Linked DNA regions of Homo sapiens: regions 1 and 2 are each linked to region 3. A link is a contact called in ENCODE Hi-C or POLR2A ChIA-PET data. All regions are on one chromosome and are shown on one strand. Each heading gives the region's core, a stretch centred on a gene start or an enhancer-like site at or near the end of the contact. The rest is flanking DNA. Distances are from core to core; before and after follow the strand shown. Region 1 holds the start of SYCP3 (synaptonemal complex protein 3). Region 2 has its middle 23 kb from the start of DRAM1. Region 3 holds the start of IGF1 (insulin like growth factor 1).

Region 1 (2,914 bases), core at 334-2,833, 740 kb before region 3:
ATCTTCCACAGACGGCTTCCCAGATTTCCTGGAATACTTTTTTCCGGAGGACACCATATTTAGATGCTTCCTGACTTTAAAAAACAAATTTCTTTAACCTTCTGAATGCAAAGACATCATTTTAATACACTGGTAAAAGTTTAAATATCAAAGGAGATATCGAACAAGGATTGTTGAATACAATTTTAACAGTTTCCTCATTTATTTGGGGGGCCAAAAGTTAAGAAGATAATGACATTTGTTAAAAAATAATAAAATAAATAGGCCAAGCACGGTAGCTCACGCCTGAAATCCCAGCACTTTGGAAGGTTGAGGCAGGCAGATCACCTGAGGTCAGGAGTTCAAGACCAGCCTGGCCAACATGATGAAACCCCGTCTCTACTGAAAAAAAAAAACAAAATTAACCGGGCGTGGTGGCACGTGCCTGTAGTCCCAGCTGCTCAGGAGGCTGAGGCAGGAGAATCGCTTGAACCCGGGAGACAGAGGTCACAGTGAGCCAAGATCGCAGCCACTGCACTCCAGCCTGGGTGACAAGAGTGAAACTTCGTCTCAAAAAAAAAAAACAACAACAGAAATGGCCGGGCGCTGTGGCTCATGCCTGTAATCCCATCACTTTGGGAGGCCGAGGTGGGTGGATCACCTGAGGTCAGGAGTTTGAGACCAGCCTGGCCAACATGGTGAAACCCCGTCTCTACTAAAAATACAAAATTAGCCGGGCGCGGTGGCGGGTGCCTATGATCTCAGTTACTCAGGAGGCTGAGGCAGAAGAATCGCTTCAACCCGGGAGGCGGAGGTTGCAGTGAGCTGAGATGGCCCCACTGCACTCCAGCCTGGGCGACAGAGTGAGACTTCGTCTCAATCAATCAATCGATGAGAGAGAATGACAGTGTCCACCCCGACTCCAAGCGCGCAGTGCTGGAGAGGTGGCCCCTGAGGCCTGGGAGTTCCAAATTTTGGGGCCGCCTCTGCCAGATTCTGGCTAAATCTGGGCAACTCTAGCAGGGCGCTCAGTCACGCGGGGAAATTATAGTTGCTGGCGGGACACGACATGAGGATGCCAGAAATAAGCTCATAATAATCAAGACAAATAATAAAAACGTCCCGCAATTTAGGTCTCGGAAAATGAACACAGGCAGAAGATTTCGACAACAAATACATCGAGGAACCACGAAAGGCGCCCTCGGCGTGGAGCGGGCAGGAGGGAGACGCGCGGAGCGAGGTAGGGCCCTGCCCGGCCCCGCCGCGTCCCTCCTGTAAGTGGTCCCAGGGTGTAGCGATGGGGCCCAGCCCCAGCCCAGCCCGCCCGCTTTCCACTAGGCCCTATCCTGCTCAAGGCCCTGTCCTCAGGTTCGCGGCCTCCGTTTTCTCGTCAGAGGCCCCAGGCGACGCCAGGAGGTAAGATTTACCTCACTGGTCAAGGGCAGCCTCTGGCCTGGACACCTGCGATAGACAGACGCCTCCCCTGCTCACACCTGAAACACACCGCAATGGCCGAGGACCAGTTACTGGTCGTCGACAGGCGTCCTCCACAACTCCTCCACAAGCGCGCTTCACCTGAGGTGGCCCCTTCTCCGCGACGCTTCTGAGGCAAGCTGGGATTCGCACAGGAGAAAAGCCAGTCCCGCCTCATCCGGACACGTCGCTGATTGGCTGGACGCAGAGCGCAGGCGTGAACTGGGTGGCGAGGCTCCGCCCCCATGGGGCGATTGCGCGCCCAAATAGCTGGCCCAGGGTGCTTTGGCCGCCGGAGCGGGTTGCGAGTACACTTGAGGCCTGGTGCCTTCCAGTTTTTAAGTTTTAAATGTTTATAATCGAAAATTGCAGCTAGGCGCAGTGGCTCACACCTGTAATCCCAGCACTTTGGGAGGCCGAGGCAGACGGATCACTTGAGGTCAGGAGTTCCAGACCAGCCTGTCCAACATGGCGAAACCCATCTCTACTAAAAATACAAAAATTAGCCGGACGTGGTGGCGGGCGCCTGTAATCCCAGCTACTTGGGAAGCTGAGGCAGGAGAATCGCTTGAACCCGGGAGGCAGAGGTTGCAGTGAGCAAGACCATGCCATTGTACTCCAGCCTGGGCAACAGAGTGAGACTCCATGTCAAGAAAAAAAAAAAGAAAATTGCGGAATAATATGTAAATTATGAAACATGATGAACATACCACCTAATTTATGAAGTAGGGCTTTACCAACATTCACTGAATCTCCTCAGGCAGGCCTTTCCATCCGATCCTCACCAGGACCCCACCCTTCCCCATTCAGGGATATAAGAAAATTATCCTAAATTTATGTAAATCATTCACCCTTCCTTATTTTCTAAGTTTTATTACCACATGAAAATGTGTCGTTAAACAACACGGCTTAGTTTCGTTCGCGTTTGGCATTACAAAAAATTGTCCCATAGTCTATGTAGTGTTCTGACAGTCCACTAGAATGGCAAAACTACAAAATATGACTACACGGAGTGATGATGAATCTATGTAACAAAGGGAACCCATTCAGTGGGTGGGAGTATAATTGTAAAACAATTATTTGGTGTAACTGGAAATCACCTATCAATTGCAAAACAATTTTTGAAGATACAATTTATGAAGGAAATGAAACTCACCTATAATCCCACTACCCAGAAATAATATACAGTTTAAAATTGGGGGTATTATTGCCTTTCATCCTTTTTTCTGTGCTTATATGTATTTTCCCCCAAATAATTTTAAAATATATTTCAACCTTTGTACCTGCCTTAGTTTGCTCACAGCTCTGCAATCCTTTTTCTATTTGAAATCATACATTTTACTTTTTTTTTTTTTTTTTTTTTGAGACAGGGTTTTGCTCTCTTGCCAAGGCTGAAGTGCAGTGGCATGGCATGATCACGGCTCACTGCAGCCTTGATTTCCTGGGCCCAAATGATCCCCCT
Region 2 (2,700 bases), core at 120-2,619, 630 kb before region 3:
GCTCTTTGTTGCCCAGGCTGGAGTGCAGTGGTGCGATCTCTGCTCACTGCAACCTCTGTCTCCCGGGTTCAGGCAATTCTCCTCTCTCAGCCTCCCAAGTAGCTGGGATTACAGGCTCCCCACCACCACGCCCAGCTCATTTTTGTATTTTTAGTAGAGGCGGGGTTTCGCCATGCTGGCCAGGCTGGTCTCGAACTCCTGACCTCAGGTGATCCGCCCGCCTTGGCCTCCCAAAGTGCTAGGATTACAGGTAGGAGCCATCACGTCCAGCCAATTTTTTTTGTATTTTTAGTAGAGACAGGTTTTGCCATGTTGGCCCAGCTGGTCTCGAACTCCTGGCCTCAAGTGATCCACCTGCCTCAGCTTCCCAAAATACTGGGATTATAGGTGTGAGCCACCATGCTCAGCATAAGGTTAAAAATTTAAATACCGCAACTCCCATAGGCCACAACTGTTACTCCTTTGTCTCTGTTTATAATTGATCTAAACATTCTCAGTAAACTCCATTTGGTTTGAGGGAGGAGGAAGGCAGAGAAGTAGGATGCCGCAGGAGTTAAACTTGTCAAATAAAGGTCCGTTAGTCTCTGCAAGATGGTTAAGATTATCTCTTGCTGAGTAAATATTAAATAATCTAATATTTAACTCCACATCAGAGCCATTTCATCCTTCTTTCTCTTACTTTTCAAGGTGTCAGGGTTCCATGGGCAAGCCATGTGCACTCTTGGCACATTTACCCATAAATGAGTCTCTCCATAGGCTTTGGAATCCTTGTAGGCTTCAAGGTTTTTGCTCAACTTAGTATTGATACCCTGGTTATGCTCAGCCACTGGGACACTGGGGACATTTGCTGCTAGAGTGTGCAGTATGACTATTGGTCTGTCCTCTTGGTTGGCGTATATTAGTCTGTTCTCGCACTGCTAGTAAAGACATACCTGAGACTGGGTAATTTATAAAGAAAAGAGGTTTAGTTGACTCAGTTCCGCATGGCTGGGAGGCCTCACTATCATGGCGGTAGACGAGTGAGGAGCAAAGGCATGTCTTTCACAGTGGCAGGCAAGAGAGCTTGTGCAGGGAAACTGCCCTTTATAAAACCATCAGATCTTGAGAGACTTATTCACTACCACAGGAATAGTATGGGTGAAAATGCCCTATGATTCAATTATCTCCACCTGTCCCTGCCCTTGACACCTGGGGATTATTACAATTCAAGGTGAGATTTGGGTGAGGACACAGCCAAACCATATCAGTTGTGGTAGGGCCCATTGATCTACAAATGTGACTTGACCTCACTTTTGCATCCCTTCAAGGCTCAGCCACTGCCTCCCTCAGACATGTGGTAGAGGTTATCAGGTCCCTGTCTACCCACTTCCTCATGGTGACCCAATGGCAGGTCACACTCAATTACCTTTCACTTCCCCAAAAAGGATGCTGAAAAGGGGTCTTTTGACTCTCTTCCAAGTCATCAAGGGAGGTCTGCACTGTTGAATTAGGCTAATTAGGCTACCATTACATCACCGTAAGCCTAGGTGCACTCTGCAGTGGTGTTCTCTCCATTTCAAAACAAGAAGTCAGGTTAAATCTGTCTTTACATATATTTTCTCTCTTCAACATAAACTGGGTTTTCACTTTTCTAATCAGCTACTGATGCAGGATTTTTTATTCCTTACCACCACTAGGTCTGGGTTCTCATCTCACAACCAGGAAGAATTAGGCATGCAGACACTTGAAGAGTGAGTGGAGCAGAATTTATTAAGTGAAAGGAAAGCTCTCAGCAAAAAGAGGGGACCTGAAAGCAGTTTACTGGTTGCCCCCTTCACAGTTGAATACCAGGGCTTAAGGCATGAATTTCTGGTGGCTCCACCCTGTCCTTCCAGTGCTGATGCAGGCCCTTGGACTGAGCAGCTCCATATTGATTTATTTCCCTTACTGTGTATGTGTTAAGGAATGGAATTTTCCACTGCAGGCATGTTTAGGCAAGCTCCCCGTGCAAGTTCCCTTATCTGCACAAAACATCTGGTGTAAGCACTTGTAGGGTGGGTGGGAGGTTCTCCGGGGACCCTTCCCTTACTGTCTGCCTAAAGCAAGCTGGCTAACACTTATCACTACAACCCCTTGAGTTTCAACAGGGAGAAGGAGCTATGTGTAAAGCAAGGGTCTTGGTGTCTAATCTCTTCCTGCACATCTTCTACACCCTGCACCACTAGACCAGAGGAAGGCTTCCCTCTGGGTAGACGTCCCTTTTAGAATTTTTGTTTTTCTTCCTTGACCTAAAGCTAGTTCTTCTCTTTCTTTTCCCTGAGGCAATAAACATCTCCTAGTCCCAAAGTGAGGAATGTTTGCAAGAACGGGAAAAAGTTTATAGAGAAAAAACTATTTGGGGAGGTACAACATTTATATCACCCTTTAACTATCAAATTTGAGTGTCTTCTGCTCCTCTTCTCTTTTTAGATTAATTATACAAAATCAAGAGTACATGTTTTTACATAGCTAAGATATATGATATGGTCTGGCTGTGTCCCCACTCAAATCTCATTTTGAACTAGAGTTCCCATAATCCCCACGTGTCATGGGAGAGACCTAGTAGAAGGTAATTGAATCATGGAGGCAGTTACCCCCATGCTGTTCTCGTGATAGTGAGTGAGTTTCCCCAGATCTGATGGTTTTAAAGAGCGTCCCCCCTACACCACCTTCACTCTGCAC
Region 3 (2,884 bases), core at 22-2,521:
GTTTGAAAGCAGCAACTGAATGCTGCACTAAGTGGCAGAGACGTCTTATGAATTGAGCCCTCAGGCAATTGAATCGGTGGAGCCAGTGACAGCAGCTTAAAAGCGCTTGCAAATTGAAAAAAAAACACAAGTCTTGAAGGATATAATTTTGCTGAGAATGGAAACTAGAACTACGGCCAGCAATCGGAAACGAGAAGTCGGTGCACTGACAGCAGCAGCCAGATTTACCTAAAGGGACTTCACGACACTGAATATAAAATCAGAGTTTTATAACACAGAACCCCAAGTCCAAACTTTGCCCATGAAAGTCCTCTTCTAAACAGAAAAGTTGGGCAAGCAGCTCTTAGAAAGTTTCTGCTTTCCATATACAGTATGTATTTGTTTAAATTATACAAATATGCAAGGTCAGCAAGAGTTGTCAAGGAGTTCTTTTTTGGAAGAACAAATTACACTTTACTCTAACTTTAACACTCTCTCTGGGCATAAGTGCAGAGTTCCGGGACCTTAGCTCCAAAGATCATATTTAAAAGCTTTAATATCATCTAAAATACAACCCTTCATATATAGCATGCCTTGTAAATAAAGTCCTGATGAGTTACACACACAGAGACACATACACACAGAGACACATACACACATGCAAAAGAACATGGTCTTAAAAATAAAACATCTGCACCTGCAAAAGAAAAAAAAAATCCCCAAGTTCATATCCATGCTCTATAGCCCTTAGCCATAGAGAGGATTTAAAGGAATCTTCTGTAATGACACCACGGAAGCCCTGCAGAAGTGGAGGATTTAGCATAAGTACCTTGCAATAGTTTCTACTCATACAGATATCTGTGCAAATGCATCCATCTCCCCGAGCTATTTTTCAGATTCCACAGAATTGCATATTCAGCAATTTATAAATAACTCTCGGTTCCGAAACAATGAAAATTTTAAAGTGAAGAACAGTTCTAGGCAGAAGCAAACAGTACACAATTTAAATAGAATTCCCCAATGACTTCAAAGAGTAAGAAATATTTACCTTCAAGAAATCACAAAAGCAGCACTTAAATAATTGGGTTGGAAGACTGCTGATTTTTCCCATTGCTTCTGAAGTACAAAGTCTGAAAATGAATTGGTTAGCAGGAATAATGAAGCAAAAAGAAATCCAGAGAGATGGGAGATGTTGAGAGCAATGTCACATTTCAATTTTGAGGACTTTATTCCATTGCGCAGGCTCTATCTGCTCTGAATTTAGCAGTGACAGTGAGATTTAGCAAACAGAAGAGGGATTTAGAGAAAATCCTCACATTTATCTACAAAACACAGACACTGTAGACAGGAAACAGCTGGGGGAACATTTGCCTTCTCTCTCTCTCCCTCTTCTGGCAAAGTTATTGAGTAAGGACTTTTTTGGGCATGGTGACAAATAACATCATACCTTTGCATTTTAAAACTAGAGCACAGAAGCATTTTTTTCCCTTAAAAGAATGTGTGTTAGTGACAGGGTTCGCAGACATTAAAATACTTATGCTGCCATAGAAAATAAGGATCTGTTTTCTGATTAACTTTCTGCTGGGCATGAAGACACAAACGTCTGCTAATACACCTTACCAGTATTAAAGGAATATGGGGGATGGGAGAGCAATTTTAGATTCTAGAGCAAATGCATTATTTAAAACAAAAAAAGAAAGAAAGGACGATAAGACCCTCTCCAGCAAACTCTACAATTTTAACCCTGAAGTGACTGGGGTAAAGTAGATTGGAAGACAGCACTCGGGTGACCCCTTGTCCCAGTTGCCAAGTGAGAGGTGTGATCTCATTTCCTAGAACCTATGGAGGGGCAGGCAGCATTGGATTGGTCCCTTTAGGGCACTGTCTCATACTTTTTCTCCTGCGATGAGGCAAAGACTATGCCGAGCTGTAAAACCCAACTGAAATAGAACATTTTTCTTTATTCTTCTACTAGGCTGCCTGTCACTGTCCCCTCCCCACCCCACCACTCTGGGAGAAGGGTACCTGGGGGGCAAACAATTTTCCTGTTGTTTGAATTTTCCATATAACTCAAACCTGTGTGTGTGTGTGTGTGTGTGTGTGTGTGTGTGTGTGTGTATGACAGAGGGAGTCTGTGTGCCAGAGTGTGTTTTCTTTCTCTGATTTTTGTGTATTCTAAATAACACCAGCTGGCTAGCAATACCCTCTCGAGGGTTATGATGTCATTCAAATCCCTCAACTGGGTGACTGGCCGGCAACATGGTCCAAGCCAGCTGTTTTGCTATTTATAATGTACACTTGCCTTTGCCATTGAGAATTCAGTTCTGATCTTTTGTCGATACAGTTTGTACCTATTTCCCTTTGGTTTTGTGAAGCAGTAGATAAGAAAGTGAATTATAAAATAAGGTTGCAAAAGCCCAGAGCAGACATACCTCTTTCCCTAGAGAGCTCTCCAGGCCTGGTTTCCCAGGAGTGGTGGAAATAACCTGGACCTTGAATTTTTTCTTTTTTTTTTTTTCCACATGACTCTCAGGGGACTGACACATCAACTGAAAACACAGTTCTGCTTGAAATCCTACTCTGGCTCTTTGTGTTATCCTGGGGCCAGAAATTTGTTTGTAGAAGTGGGTGCCCTAACAAAAAACAAACAAACCTGCTTTGTTTGGAAGGGGGTTGGGTTTGTTTGAGTCTTCTGTGTGGTTAATACATTGTAGCAATGTTTACCTTTCAGAAATCAAAGTTAGAAATCTGGAATTATGTTGTGTCAATGGTGCACTATGTTCAGCAACATTTTGTGAGCTCTACTATGTGCCCAACTACAACATCCCTAGGAAAACAAAGAGGAATAAGATATGGTCAAGTCCCTTCAGGGGCTTTCAGCTGAATGTCAGAGACAAAGAGGAAA

The links. A loop is a pair of places that touch in the nucleus more often than their neighbours do. ChIA-PET counts read pairs that join two places held with the same protein, here RNA polymerase II (POLR2A). Pooled maps may share reads with other maps.
Region 1: a map with no recorded cell type shows a loop between it and region 3 (6-fold over the local background). The contact joins the promoter of SYCP3 here to the promoter of IGF1 in region 3. A Hi-C loop is called at or near these places in 4 of 37 single-sample maps with no recorded cell type and 4 of 50 pooled maps.
Region 2: a map with no recorded cell type shows a loop between it and region 3 (27-fold over the local background). The contact joins the enhancer-like site here to the promoter of IGF1 in region 3. A Hi-C loop is called at or near these places in 14 of 37 single-sample maps with no recorded cell type and 5 of 50 pooled maps. POLR2A ChIA-PET finds 5 or more read pairs at or near these places in 1 of 52 experiments (GM12878).

Annotation. Positions count from the first base shown.
Region 1 is chr12:101,737,879-101,740,792 of GRCh38, forward strand. It overlaps SYCP3 (synaptonemal complex protein 3), which reads right to left and starts at 1,584. Exons shown (of 9, transcript NM_001177949.2): 1 at 1,473-1,584; 2 at 1-74. The coding sequence starts at 57.
Region 2 is chr12:101,853,540-101,856,239 of GRCh38, forward strand. No RefSeq gene overlaps it. Among named protein-coding and RNA genes, the nearest start is that of DRAM1, 23 kb to the right of the region's middle. RefSeq lists an enhancer at 1,244-1,743 and cis regulatory regions at 1,253-1,470, 1,723-2,399. Within about 2 kb of position 1,370, at least 3 of the 41 ENCODE cell types and tissues checked have a DNase peak (open chromatin) inside an H3K27ac peak, as active enhancers do; they include GM12878, where a contact is called at or near this core.
Region 3 is chr12:102,479,292-102,482,175 of GRCh38, forward strand. IGF1 (insulin like growth factor 1) reads right to left here and starts at 1,272. Exons shown (of 4, transcript NM_000618.5): 1 at 1,028-1,272. The coding sequence starts at 1,090. It overlaps LINC02456 (long intergenic non-protein coding RNA 2456), which reads left to right. Exons shown (of 13, transcript XR_007063427.1): 11 at 1-2,884. RefSeq lists an enhancer at 78-127.